Regions from separate parts of the Homo sapiens genome. Here region 2 is linked to region 1. Evidence: chromatin contacts called from ENCODE Hi-C or POLR2A ChIA-PET data. All regions are on one chromosome and are shown on one strand. The core of a region is the stretch at or near the end of the contact, and the rest is flanking DNA. Distances in the headings are between cores, read along the strand shown.

Region 1 (6,955 bases), core at 1,202-3,701:
TGGAGGAGTATTTTTTAAACTAAAGTTCACATCCATTAGAAATTTATGAAATCAATTCAGCAAGTTGAAACTAGTATTTTTTTTTTAATTTTTATTTTTTTTAATTTTTATTTATTTATTTATTTATTTTTTGAGACAGAGTCTTGCTCTGTCGCCCAGGCTGGAGTGCAGTGGCACCATCTTGGCTCGCTGCAAGCTCCACCTCCTGAGTTCACGCCATTCTCCTGCCTCAGCCTCCTGAGTACCTGGGACCACAGGTGCCCGCCACCACGCCCGGCTAATTTTTTGTATTTTTAGTAGAGACAGGGTTTCACCTTCTTAGCCAGGATGGTCTTGATCTCCTGACCTTGTGATCCACCCACCTCGGCCTCCCAAAGTGCTGGGATTATAGGCGTGAGCCACTGCACCCGGCCCCTGAAACTAGTATTTTAAAGAAGAGAAAGAAACAGGCCGGGCATGGTGGCTCACACCTGTAATCCCAGCACTTTGGGAGGCTGAGGCGGGTGGATCATGAGGTGAGGACACCGAGACCATCCTGGCTAACACGGTGAAACCCTGTCTCTACTAAAAATACAAAAAAAAAAAAAAAATCAGCCAGGCGTGGTGGCGGGCGCCTGTAGTCCCAGCTACTTGGGAGGCTGAGGCAGAAGAATGGCGTGAACCTGGGAGGTAGAGCTTGCAGTGAGCCAAGATCACGCCACTGCACTTCAGCCTGGGCAACAGAGTGAGACTCCATCTCAAAAAAAAAAAAAAAAAAAAAAGAGAAAGAAATAGAACAAAATAGAAGATAGCAGGCTGCATTCCCTCTAATAAAGGTTAAGAATTGGTTTGTGAGACTTTAACATTAGTTGTATATGTATGTATTTTTTGTGTACTGGGTCACAACATAATCCTTGTATTTTATTGTAGGAAGCTGTCAAAAATGTTTGAAAGTCACTGCACAAAAGAAGAGTCACCACTGGTCAGTTTTGCAGTACTGGCTAAAGCATTCAGATGCCCCAAGAGTCAAAAACACAATAACGAAATAGTGAGACTCCGACTCAAACAACAACAACAACAACAACTCTCATCTTTTTGCCTATAAGGAATTATTCTTGGCCTCTGTTGTACAACTTCAAGTAAAAGGACCTAACCTACTTAGAAGGGAAAAATCTGCATGTAGTCTCTATGAACACTAACTAATACCTTCCTTTTAAGCAGATAAAAAAAGAAAAACAAAGGAAGAGTCAATCTGTACAAAATGCACCCTCACTATAGGGGTCAAAACAAAACAAAATCCAGAAATCCTTTGGTTAAGCAAAATTTTTCTGACTTAAGCTTGTTTATTATTTGAGATCACTCACCTAGTTTTCAGAGGTGATTTAAAGATTACAGTGTGTGCAAAGTATTTTAAATACTGAAAATATCAAAATACTCTTTCTGGGGGTTCCCAATCTCCACAACTGAATCCTCCAAAACAGACTTGAAGGTATAGAACATGTGATTACAGGTACAGCAGCATAAAAATCATAAGAAAGCATCCCAGGAACAAAGCAAGAGGCCAACACACACTATGGGAGCTTTTGTGAGTGGATGAATTCAGTGGTACTTTCAGATTGTGCTTTACAGAAACTTGCAGTGCTCCAGAAATCCTTCTAGTTCCTTGAAGCACTTTCGTGAGCTCCAAAATATACCTCATTCATCTCTCCTGATCACAAGAACTTTGACCAAACATTTACAAAAGTGTGCCGGGCACGGTGCCTCATGCCTGTAATCCCAGCACTTTGGGAGGCCAAGGCGGGTAGATCACCTGAGGTCAGGAGTTCGAGACCAGCCTGGCCAGCATGGTGAAACCCCGTCTCTACTAAAAACACAAAAATTAGCTGGGCGTGTGGTAGATGCCTGTAATCCCAGCTACTCAGGAAGCTGAGGCAGGAGAATTGCTTGAACCTGGGAGGCGGAAGTTGCAGTGAGCTGAGATCATGCCATTGCACTCCAGACTGGGCAACAGGGTGAGACTCCGACTCAAACAACAACAACAACAACAACAACAACAAAAAACATTTACAGAAGAAGAGTTTCAGCCGGGCACAGTGGCTCACGCCTGTAATCCCAGCACTTTGGGAGGCCGAGGCGGGAGGATCACAAGGTCAGGAGATAGAAACCATCCTGGCCAACATGGTGAAACCCCGTCTCTACTAAAAATACAAAAATTAGCTGGGCATAGTGGTGAGTGCCTGTAATCCCAGCTACTCGAGAGGCTGAGGCAGGAGAATGGCGTGAACCCGGGAGGTGGAGGTTGCAGTGAGCTGAGATCGCGCCACTGCACTCCAGCCTGGCGACAGAGCGAGACTCCATCTCAAAACAAAACAAAGAAAAAAGAGTTTCGATTCTTTTGAAACTCTTAAAAAGATTAAAGAAAAGGAAACACTTCCTAACTCATTATGAGGCCAGAATTTACTCTGACACAAAGCCAGAAAAAGATACTATAAGAAAAGAAAAGGCTAGGCACAGTGGCTTACACCTGGGAGGCTAAGGTGGGTGGATCACGAGGTCAGGAGTTCGAGACCAGCCTGGCCAATATGGTGAAACCCCATCTCTACTAAAAATACAAAAAAATTAGCCGGGCATGGTGGTGCGCACTTGTAGTCCCAGCTACTCGGGAGGCTGAAGCAGAAGAATCGCTTGAACTGGGGAGGCAGAGGTTGCAGTGAGCCGAGGTCACACCACTGCATTCCTGCCTGAGCGACAGAGCAAGACTCCATCTCAAACAAACAAAAAAACAAAAAAACTACAGAATATTCTTTATGAATATAGATGCAAAAATCAACAAAACACTAACACAATTCAGCAGCATATTAAAAGGATGATACATTAAGACCAAGTGAGTTTTATTCCCAGAATGCAAGGATGATTCAACAAATGAAAATCAATTAAAGTAATATGCCAAATTAGTTGAACAAAAGAAAAAAAAACATACTCCTGACTGGCATGGGCAACATGGCAAGACCCTACCTCTACAAAAATTAATTTAAAAACCACATGATCATCTCGATAGATGCAGAAAAGTGTTTGTAAAAATTCTTTTATTTTTTTTGAGACAAGGTGTCACTCTGTCACCAAGGCTGGTGTGCAGTGGCACAATAATGGCTCACTGCAGCCTCTACCTCCCAGGCTCAAGCAATCCTCCCACTTCAGCTTCCCAAGTATTTGGGACCACAGCACCTGGCTAATTTTTTGTATTCTTTTTTTTTTTCTTTTTTTTTTTTTGAGAAGGAATCTCACTCTGTCGCCCAGGCTGGAGCGCAGTGGCATGATCTTGGCTCACTGCAAGCTCCGCCTTCCGGGTTCACGCCATTCTCCTGCCTCAGCCTCCCGAGTAGCTGGGACTACAGGTGCCCGCCACCATGCCCAGCTAATTTTTTTGTATTTTCAGTAGAGATGGAGTTTCACTGTGTTAGCCAGGATGGTCTCAATGTCCCGACCTCGTGATCCGCCCACCTCGGCCTCCCAAAGTGCTGGGATTACAGGCGCGAGCCACTGCACCTGGCCATTTTTTGTATTTTTAGCAGAGATGGGATTTCATGTTGCCCAGGCTGGTCTTGAACTCTTGGGCTCGAGCAATCTGCCCACCTCGGCCTCCCAAAGTGCTAGGACTACAGGATTGAGCCAACATGCCCAGAGTGAGTGTGACTGTGAGTGTGTGTGTGTGTGTGTCTGTGTGTGTGTTGGGGGGCAGGGGGGTTAGCCAGAGTTTTATTCGTTCATTTCTTGCATTTGAAGTACTTCAACTACTACACAACTGCAACGAACCACTTTACGGGGTTTCCCCTCTCTGTCAATTTTACAGAGACCTAACCATTCCCCCTAGCTTCTTGTCATCAACCTTAAGTAGGTTGATTTGGTGTTCAGCACAAAGAACCTCTATGAACTTGACATAGGCTCATCACAGTTGGATGCAAACACACAAAAGATGGGCCTGACCCTTCAGCAGCTTTGCAAATTCCACGTGCTAGGCCATCATGGGTGAGGACAGTCTTCAACACCTCTTGTAAAGCAGTATTAACAGCCACCACACCTCCAGCAGCAACACCTTCCGTGGCCATGGTGGTGGTCTACGGGTGAAGCTGAATCTTGAATGCACCCAAGCCTCTGCCTCCACTCAACTCAGCAGTGGCAGGGAAAGAACTCTTTTTCTTTGAGACGGTCTCACTCTGTTGCCCAGGCTGGAGTGCAGTAGCATCCCAATCACGGCTCACTGCAGCCTCCACCTCCTGGGTTCTAGCTATCTGCCCGCCTCAGCCTCCCAAAGTGCTGGTATCACAGGCGTGAGCCACCGTGCCCAACTCATTTATCAAAATTCAATGCTCTTTCAAGATGAAAACATTCAATAAACAAAGAATAGAAGGAATTTCCTCAATATGAAAAAGGCCATATATGAAAAACTGTTAGTTCCTATCATTATCAACAAAGAACAAAAGCTTTCCCCCTAAGATCACAAACAAAGCAAAGATGCCCACTCTTTCACCACTTCTACTAGCCTACCACTAGAAGTTCTAGCCAGAGCAATTAGGTTAGAAAAATAAATAAATACATAAAGCCCATCCAAATTAAAAAGGAAGAGAGAAAATTATCTCTATTCACGAATGGCATGATAGTATAAACATAAAACTCTAAAGAATCCACACAGACAAAAAAATGTTAGCACTAACAAATAAAGTCACCAAAGTGGCAGAATATAGAATCAACACACAATATTCAGTTGTACTTCTATATACTTGGAATGAAAGGTCCAAAAAAAATTAAGAAAACAATTCTTGTTTTGGGGTTTTTTTTTTTGGTTTGTTTTTGAGACGGAGTCTCAGGCTGGAGTGCAGTGGCATAATCTTGGTTCACTCCAACTTCTGTCTCCCAGGTTCAAGCGATTCTCCTGCCTCAGTCCCACAAATAGCTGGGATTACAGGCATATGCCACCACACCCAGCTAATTTTTGTATTTTTAGTAGAGACAGAGTTTCCCCATGTTGGCCAGGTGGGCCCACGTTAGCCAGGTTGGTCTTGAACTCCTGAACTCAGGTGATCAGCCTGCCTCAGCCTCCCAAAGTGCTGGGATTACAAGTGTGAGCCGCTGTGCCCAATCTTAAGAAAAACAATTCTATTTACAGTGGCATCAAAAAGAATAAAATACTTAGGAATTAACCAAAGAGGCATAAGATTTCTACATTGAAAACTAGACCGGGCATGGTGGCTCATGCCTATAACCCTGCACTTTGGGAGGCTAAGGCGGGTGGCTCACCTGAGGTCAGGAGTTTGAGACCAGCCTGACTAATATGGAGAAACCCCATCTCTAATAAAAATACAAAAAATTAGCCAGGCGTGGTGGTGTGAGCCTGTAAACCCAGCTACTCAGGAGGCTGAGGCAGGAGAATCGCTTGAACTTGGGAGGTGGAGGCTGCAGTGAGCCAAGGTCATGCCACTACACTCCAGCTTGGGTGACACAGCCAGATTCCGTCTCAAAAATAAATAAATAAATAAAATAAAGGATTTGGATAGACAAGAAAATATACAAATGGACAACAGGCACATGAAAAGATGCTCAACACCATTAGTCAATAGGGAAATGCAAATCAAAATTATAATGAATATAACTTAATACCCAGTAGGATGGCTATTATTTTAAAAATGGAAAATAACATGTGTTGGCAAGGGTATAAAGAAACTGAAAGCCTTATACATTGTAAATGTAAAATGGTGTGGCTGCTGTAGGATTAAAAAAAATAGTGGTTCCTCAAAAAGTTGAACATGGAGGCTGGGCTTGGTGGCTCACGCCTGCAATCCCAGCACTTTGGGAGGCTGAGGAGGGTGGGTGACCTGAGGTCAGAAGACAGATCAGTGTGGCCAACATGGTGAAACCCCGTTTTTACTAAAAATACAAAAATTAGCTGGGCGTGATGGCACATGCCTGTAATCCCAGCTACTCAGGAGGCTGAGGCATGAGAATCGCTTCAACCCAGGAGGCAGAGACTTCAGTGAGCCCAGATCGCACCACTGCACTCCAGCCTGGGTGACAGAGTGGGACTCCATCTCAAAAAGAAAGTTGAACACAGAATTACCATAGGACCCAGCAATTCCACTCTTACGTAAACACACAAAAGTACTGAAAAGAGGGACTCAAACAGTATGTATGCCAGTGTTCACAGCAGCATTATTCCCAACAGCCGAGAGGGAAACAATACAAATTATCTTTTTTTTTTTTTTGAGATGGAGTTTTGCTCTTGTTGCCTAGGCTGGAGTGCAATGGCATGGTCTCGGCTCACTGCAACCTTTGCCTCCCAGGCTCAAGCGATTCTCCTGTCTCAGTCTTCCGAGTAGCTGAGATTACAGGCGCCCACCACCATGCCCAACTAATTTTTGTATTTTTAGTAGAGATGGGGTTTCACCGTGTTGGTCAGGCTGGTCTCGAACTCCTGACCTGAGGTGATCCACCTGCCTCAGCCTCCCAGGTGCTGGGATTACAGGCGTGAGCCACCGAGCCCTGTCCATCTTTTTTTTTTTTTTTTTTTAATATGTATGCGTTCATCAACTTTTTTTGAGACAGGGTCTCTGTTGCCCGGGTTGGAGTGCATGGTGCAATCTCAGCTCACTGCAACCTCCATCTCCTAAGCTCAGGTGATCCTCTCATCTCAGCCTCCTGAGTAGCTAGAACTACAGGCGCACACCACCACGCCCAACTAATTTTTAAATTTTTTATAGACATGGGGTCTCGCCATGTTGCCCAGGCTGGTCCTGATCTTCTGGGCTCAGGCAATCCACCCACCTCAGCTTCCCAATGTGCTGGGATTAGAGACGTGAGCTACTGTGCCTAGGCCCAAATTATTTTTCACCAGATGAATGGATAAACAAGATGTGGTGTACACAAAAAATTGAATATTATTCCTCCATATGGAATATTATATGTAAATAATATGCTATATAAA
Region 2 (6,955 bases), core at 3,063-5,562, 74 kb before region 1:
GCAGTCTAAGAATCAACAAGGGCAATTCTTTTTTTCTTTTTCTTTTTCTGTTTTTTGAGACAGAGTTTCGTTCTTGTTGCCCAGGCTGGAGTGCAATGGCAAGATCTTGGCTCACTGCAACCTCTGCCTCCCAGTTTAAGGCGATTCTCCTGCCTCAGCCTCCCGAGTAGCTGGGATTAGAGGCACCCACCACCACCCCCGGCTAATTTTTTGTATTTTTAGTAGAGACAGGGTTTCTCCATGTTGGCCAGGCTGGTCTCAAACTCCTGACCTCAGGTGATCCATCTGCCTCAGCCTCCCGGCCTCCCAGAGTGCTGAGATTACAGGCATGAGCCACCGCGCCCAGCCCAACAAGGGCAATTCTTTTTTTTTTTTTTTTTTTGAGATGGAATCTTGCTCTGTCACCTAGGCTGGATGGAGGGCAGTGGCACAATCTCGGCTTACTGCAACTTCCGCCTCCTGTTTTCAAGCCATTCTCCTGCCTCAGCCTCCTAAGTAGCTGGGATTACAGGCGCGCACCACCATGCCCAGCCAATTTTTGTATTTTTAGTAGAGACAGGGTTTCTCTATGTTGGTCAGGCTGGTCTCGAATTCCTGACCTGCTGATTCGCCCACCTCAGCCTCCCAAAGTGTTAGGATTACAGGCGTGAGCCACCGTGCCGGGCCAAGGGCAATTCTTAAAAGCACAGCTTTTTAGACTCCACACCAACCAGAATGTGATCCAACAGATTTGAGATTAGGGTCTCAGCTCCCCGGGTGACTGTACACAGCCACATTTAGGGACTGATGACCTAGAGAACTGGGCTGTGAAATGATTGAGATATCTGTGGCTAAAGACACCTCAAGACCTCTCTAGGGCTCATGAGATCTTGGTAGGCCTGTTACCCTCACTGCCAGTCCTCTCTGATCCAGGAATGAAAAGCTTTCTAAAGCCAACATTTAGGAAAGACACTGCCAATTTCACAATATTTTAATATTTTTCTGAGAGCTGACTTGGGGAGGGATTGCTGAATACAAGTCCAGATGAAAAGTAAAGGCTGCAAAATAACCACCCATTTCCATACCCCACTTCCAGCTCCATATACCCTGCCACCTGTCTCAAGGAGGGCCCAGTCTTCCTACTTGTAGCTTGGCAGTCACAGACCACAAACAGGAGCCACTCTATCCCCACAGATTACTTTTATGACCCAATCATGACCCAAGCTTCAGGAGCTCCTAGGCCCTTGGCTGGCTTCCTGCAATGCTCCCAGCCTCCACCAAAGGAAACCAGCCCTGAGGGACAGGCTGACTCATGTCCACTTGGCCAAGCCAGCCTGGCCCAAAAAGCCCAGAAAGAAATCTACTCCCATCTCTTGCACTCACTGACACATGCTAGCATGTACATAGAAACAGCCGAGCAGTGAAGCTAACAGAGTCGCCATGTTCTCCTCAGGGAATCCAGAGGAACTGTTGGTGGTACCCCCCTTCCCACCACTTACCCTGGCACAGTTTAACAAGGCCCATGACAATGATGGCAATGAGCGCTACGACCTTGGCGTAAGTGAACGTGTCCTGCACACGTGTGCCCCACTTGACATAGGCACAGTTCACAAATGTCAGCAGACCTAGGAGGAAAACCACAAAGTCACTGGCAGGCTTGAGTTGAGGGCACAGGGGCCCAACCCCTCTTTACAGAGAGCACTCTTTCTGCCCTTCCTGCCTAAGGCAAAGGGGCCAATGGACCAGTCAGAACAAGGCGAACTGGCAAGCGAGGGGACACCCTGCACCCGCCCCAGCTGACAGCACACAGGCACTTCCATCACTACTGGTGCTCAAGGATATGAAGGCATGCGTGAACACATACTTATACATCCTGATGGCTAGCACCATTTCTGGGAATTCCCCCCAGGCCCAGGGATGGGTGATTTCACCTACTCTTTCCCACCCAGACTCCCAAGGTTCCAAACCACAGGAGACACAAGACCTCTTCATGGCCAAAAGAAACTCATCAGTAAGTGAGGTAAATTTGAATGCAGATGGCAGGTTACCTAAGAAATTAGAGAGACAGTGTTTTGCATTAAGTGTAAAAATGAGGCCAGGTGCAGTGGCTCACACCTGTAATCCCAGCACTTTGGGAAACTGAGGCAGATGGATCATGTGAGCCCAGGAGTTAGAGACCAGCCTGGGCAACATGGAGAAACCCTGTCCCTACAAAAAATACAAAAATTAGCTGGGCGTGGTGGTGCACACCTGTAGTCCCAGCTACTCAGGAGGCTGAGGAGGGAGGGTCGCTTGAGCCTAGGAGGTTGAGGCAGCAGTGAGCCGTGCACTCCAGCCTGATGACAGAGTAAGACCTCGTCTCAAAAAAAAAAAAAAAAGGAGAAAAAGAAAAGTCTGTTATATGCCTGACAATTTCACATACACCTCTCCATCAATTCTCACGACTCCAAAATACAGATATTCCTATTCCCATTTTATGGATGAGGAAACTGAGGTGAGAGAAGCTAACTACCATTTCTAAGTTCACATTCCCAAGCCCACTGATCGCTTCCACCCTCATTCCTACCCATACCTCCCAATTCTCAATGAAGTCCATGGAGAAGCGCACCCACTCGAGTACTCCCTAGGCTCACGTGGCTTTAAGTTCTAGCTCCTCACACACTTCAGTGACATCTGGGCCCTGTGCTGAGAGCCCCGGCACTTTGCTCCTGCTAAACAATGACTGATCCATGGGGACGACATAAGAGCAATATCCAGCAGGAAGGAACGCAGTGACATCTGTGAGTACTGCCTCTAGCATACAAAAACAGAACTTTTATGTGCACCTCAAATCTTACTACAAAATCTTTTGGGCCCATCCTCTAGGCCAACTCCACTTACTCCTACCCACTTTGCACTCTCTCCTTCAGCCAGACTCTCTCTCTTACTCGTACCGTACACACACATAAAAAGAAATGTCCTCCCCTCCTCTTCCTGCCATAGCCAACAGCAACTCCCAGTCAAGGTCTAGTTCAGCCCCCACTTCCTCTTCCTCTGTAAAACCTTCTCTGAATACACCACCCCACCCCTCTCTGAGCTCTTTCTCTCCTGAACCACATGGCATTCCTGCTTCTTAGCACAGGTTAGTGTCTATGCTATCATCATGTAGACACCTGTCTCAAGTCTCTCCCTCAGGTGATTGGGTCATGCTTCTCCCAAGATCACAAATTCTCAGAAGGTAACAGCAGTATATCATTTTATTTTCCTTCTTTCCTTCTTTTTTTTTTTTTTTTTTTTTTTGAGACAGGGTCTTGCTCTGTCACCCAGGCTGGAGTGGGTGCGATCACAGCTCACTGCAGCCTCGATGTCCAGGGCTCAAGTGATCTTCCCACCTCAACCTCCTATTAGCTGGGACCACAGGTGCACACCACCACACCCAGCTAATTAAAAAAAAATTATTTTGTAGAGACAGGGGTCTTGCTGTATTGTCCAGGCTGGTCTGGAACTCCTGGGCTCAAGCAATCCTCCTGCCTCAGCCTCCCATATTAGGATTACAGGCATGAGCCACTATGCCTGGCCACGTTGTTTTCTTAAGCTCATCACCAAGCAAAGAGGGGCACTGATAAACCCTGGTTGGAACCAAGGTGGTAAGATTTTCACTCTAACTTCCAATTCCCTGGAGCAAGGCAAATTGTCAGAAAGTTGGATATTCTTCCATTCAAATGGAGAGAAGTGCCTATGGCCAGCCTGTGAAAATGAACACAGGTGGCAGGTGCCAGGCTCAATGGCTTCAAAGAGCTTTCACTCAGTACACTGGCCAGTAACACAGGTGCTTACTAGTCAATCATGATGTGGGAGTAGGGGGACAGTGGTCAAATGGGAGGGGAGAAGCAGCCCAAAGAAATGCATGCTGCTGGCAGGTCTTCCCAGGGACCTACCCTGATGATCAAAGCTACCTGTATGGGGTTAAGCCTCAATCAGCTAACATAAGGATTACCTAGTTAATAGGTACCAGTAATCCATAGGCCCCTACACAGTACAGTAGCCATGTTTTGAAGTACCTGCCCAGCTCCTTCTTGGGAATTGCTCCCCCTTCCCTATCATGACTGATGGAGCCAGACACTGGACCCAAGTTGAGCCTGTTACATTGCCTCTCCCAGAAACACAGAGTTGGAATACCAAGAAACTGAATCTAACAGTAATGGGCAGAAGGGTCAGGAGCTACAGCAAGTGAAAGTCACATACAAGCCCTTAGTAACAAAGGGACAGAAACCATAAGTAAATAGAGGAAGGAAGCAGAACACAAAAAGAAGCAGAAGTGGGAGGGCATGCAGCTTAGACAAAAAGACAGACAGGGGGCCGGGGCAGCGGTGCACACCTGGAGTCCCAACTGTGTGGGAGGCTGAGGTGGGAGAACTGCCGAACCCAGGAGTCCGGGCCTATAGTGCACTGTAATAGCATCTGTGAATAGTCACTGCACTCCAGCCAGGGCAACAGAGTGAGAACTTGTCTCTAAAAAAAAAAAAAAAAAAGACGAGAAAATACACAGAAGAGACAGAGGGGTGAGAGATAAGAGACAAGGAGGCAGAGACAGAAGAGGATAAAAGGAGAGAAACACAAAAAGGTGGAAATAAACATGGAGAAAGAGACTGTCTGACAATATCCTGGCAGTGCTAACTGTGCTTCTGGTTTGCAGCTCCAAGGGGAAGAGAAGCTGATACACTCCTCAGACCCACTAACTGGCACTGGGTCTCACTTCTGATCCTTCTCCTTCCTTCTATCCTGCCATAAATGTCCTACAGGTTTGGTCCTCTCTGTGCACAGGTAAATATTACACACAGTGGAAATTCAACTATGTGCTAAACTAATGAATAAAGAAGGCTGCTTGTGGAAATGCCTGCAGAGTCCATTCCAATAGACCAGCTGGAAGGATACAAAAGCACCTGGTCAGAGTGGCTCCTCTGGGGAGAAAGACTAAAGCTGTGGAGAGGGAAGGAGACTTTTTCCACTCTGTGGTTTACCATGGTTTACCGTGAACATACGCCTCTTTCTAGATAAAAATAAAAATAGTTCGTGCTCACTTCAGCAGCACATATACTAAAATTGGAACGACGCAAAGAAGATTAGCATGGCCCCTGAAAATTTTTAAAAGAATTTGTTTAAAAATAAAAATGGTTCATTAGCAACAATGTAGCACCAGAAGGCAGAGCCAGGGTAGTGTGAAGCTAGGAGGCACCTAGGGCACAAAATTTAAGGAGGCACTCACTCTCAGGGGACCACATGCCGGAACCTGAGAGTGAGTACGCCCTTCAACGCTGACCCCAGGCACCTCGTTTGCCTCACCCTACTATCAGCCCTGCCAGAGAACAGAGAGCTCCTAGAACAGTCTGTCAAGCAGAAGCCAAGTCCCTTGACTGTTCTCCTGATTCTAATTAAGAAACAAAATTTCACCATCTGATCCTTACTCCTCTATTGCTTCCCAGAACTCCCAGCCCCCCTAGCTTACCATAAACTATCAGAGTTCAAACAAAGTCAACAACTGGGCCTTAAAGCCAGATGCTAAGATTCAGCTACCACAATTAAAACATCCAAGCCTTCCCTCTTCTCCTGATCTCATTTCCTTGCTGGACAAGCCTGCACCAAGGAGCGTGGGACCCACGTGAGGGTCTTCAAGGCTCTCTGGGAGCTTATTGCTGAGAAAGGAGTACTCAAATGGCAGATCCAAACTGAAAGCCAAAGCAGAAACAAATCCCCAAAGTCTCTGTGGCAGACATGGCTAGTTATCTTCCTCTATCTGTTCTTCCCTTTTTCATTCGTAATAGAAATTTTAGCTGAAGGCATGGCTGTCCAAAATAAAGCTGACATTGCCCAGCCTCTCCTGCAGGTAGGTACGGCTGTGCAACCAGGTTTTCTCCCGGGATGTATGCAAATATTTCATATAAGACCTCAGAAAGTGTCTTTAAATGGGGGAGGCAGTGTCTTTGTCCTTCTTGTCAGTTACAGTGCAGACATGACAGCTAGAGCTTCAATAACCATCCTGGACCACCAGCTAGAAGTCACAGGCTGAGGATGGCAGGAAGACAGAAGGAATAAACCTGGCTCCCTGAAGAACTGAAGTCATCCAAACCACACTGCCTCCTTTTAACATGTGAGAGAAACAAACATCAACATGTTTGAGCCATGCTGCTAAAGGTTTTCTGTTGTCTGAAACCCAAGTTAATAGTGAATAACATATGCACCCTCTCGCAGAACTGTGCCTTTCATACTCTCTTTCTGATGAGGAGATTGCCTGGCAATCTGAAGCTGTACTCCCAGCTACGCTGACAGTAGTCACAACTCTCTTTTCCCACAGGCAACAGAGAGCGGAGGGAAACCTTCCAATTCCTCCCAGACAGGCTGAATGTTATAAAGGGGCATTCAAGGACAAAGGAGTGCAACCGTAAACAAAAAATAACAACAAAAATGTGGAAGAAAGGCCGGGCGCAGTGGCTCACACCTGTAATGCCAGCACTTTGGGAGGCCGAGGCGGGCAAATCACAAGGTCAAGGGTTTGAGACTAGCCTGGCCAGTATGGTGAAACCCCGTCTCTACTAAAAATACAAAATAATTAGCTGGGCATAGTGGCGTATGCCTGTAGTCCCAGCTAATCAGCAGGCCGAGGCAGGAGAATCACTTGAACCCGGGAGGCAGAGGTTGCAATGAGCCAAGATCACGCCACTGGACTCCAGCCTGGGCAACAGAGTGAGACTCCATCTAAAAAAAAAAAAATGTGGAAGGAAGAAAGGAAGAAAGGCAGGGTAGGGAGGGGACAACTACAAGACATTCAGGAGTGAAATGCTCTCCAACACTCCAGGGGAGGTAAACCCTTCCAAATGGGGATCCCAGAATCAGTGGCTACCTCCTGGGATGTATATAAATATGTAATGTATGTGTCTTTTTTTAAAGTATCCTTGTTTTTTTGTGGTTTTTTGTTTTATTTTGTTTTTTAAGAGACGAG

Evidence for each region. Hi-C counts contacts between places; a loop is a spot of excess contacts on that map. ChIA-PET counts read pairs that join two places held with the same protein, here RNA polymerase II (POLR2A). Pooled maps may share reads with other maps.
Region 2: a loop to region 1 is called in a pooled map, with 2.5 times the contacts of the local background. The contact joins two enhancer-like sites. A Hi-C loop is called at or near these places in 2 of 50 pooled maps. POLR2A ChIA-PET finds 5 or more read pairs at or near these places in 5 of 52 experiments (A673, AG04450, CD4-positive, alpha-beta T cell and 2 more).

What each region holds. Positions count from the first base shown.
Region 1 is chr16:68,206,592-68,213,546 of GRCh38, reverse strand. All of the region lies in intron 9 of NFATC3 (nuclear factor of activated T cells 3), which reads right to left. It also overlaps the pseudogene RPS12P27. Among named protein-coding and RNA genes, the nearest start is that of MIR6773, 23 kb to the left of the region's middle. RefSeq lists an enhancer at 2,334-2,403. Within about 2 kb of position 2,451, at least 2 of the 41 ENCODE cell types and tissues checked have a DNase peak (open chromatin) inside an H3K27ac peak, as active enhancers do; they include CD4-positive, alpha-beta T cell, where a contact is called at or near this core.
Region 2 is chr16:68,282,395-68,289,349 of GRCh38, reverse strand. It overlaps SLC7A6 (solute carrier family 7 member 6), which reads right to left. Exons shown (of 11, transcript NM_003983.6): 4 at 1,479-1,604. It also overlaps the pseudogene RNU6-1262P. Among named protein-coding and RNA genes, the nearest start is that of SLC7A6, 21 kb to the right of the region's middle. RefSeq lists a silencer at 2,690-2,984 and an enhancer at 4,989-5,128. Within about 2 kb of position 4,312, at least 15 of the 41 ENCODE cell types and tissues checked have a DNase peak (open chromatin) inside an H3K27ac peak, as active enhancers do; they include CD4-positive, alpha-beta T cell, where a contact is called at or near this core.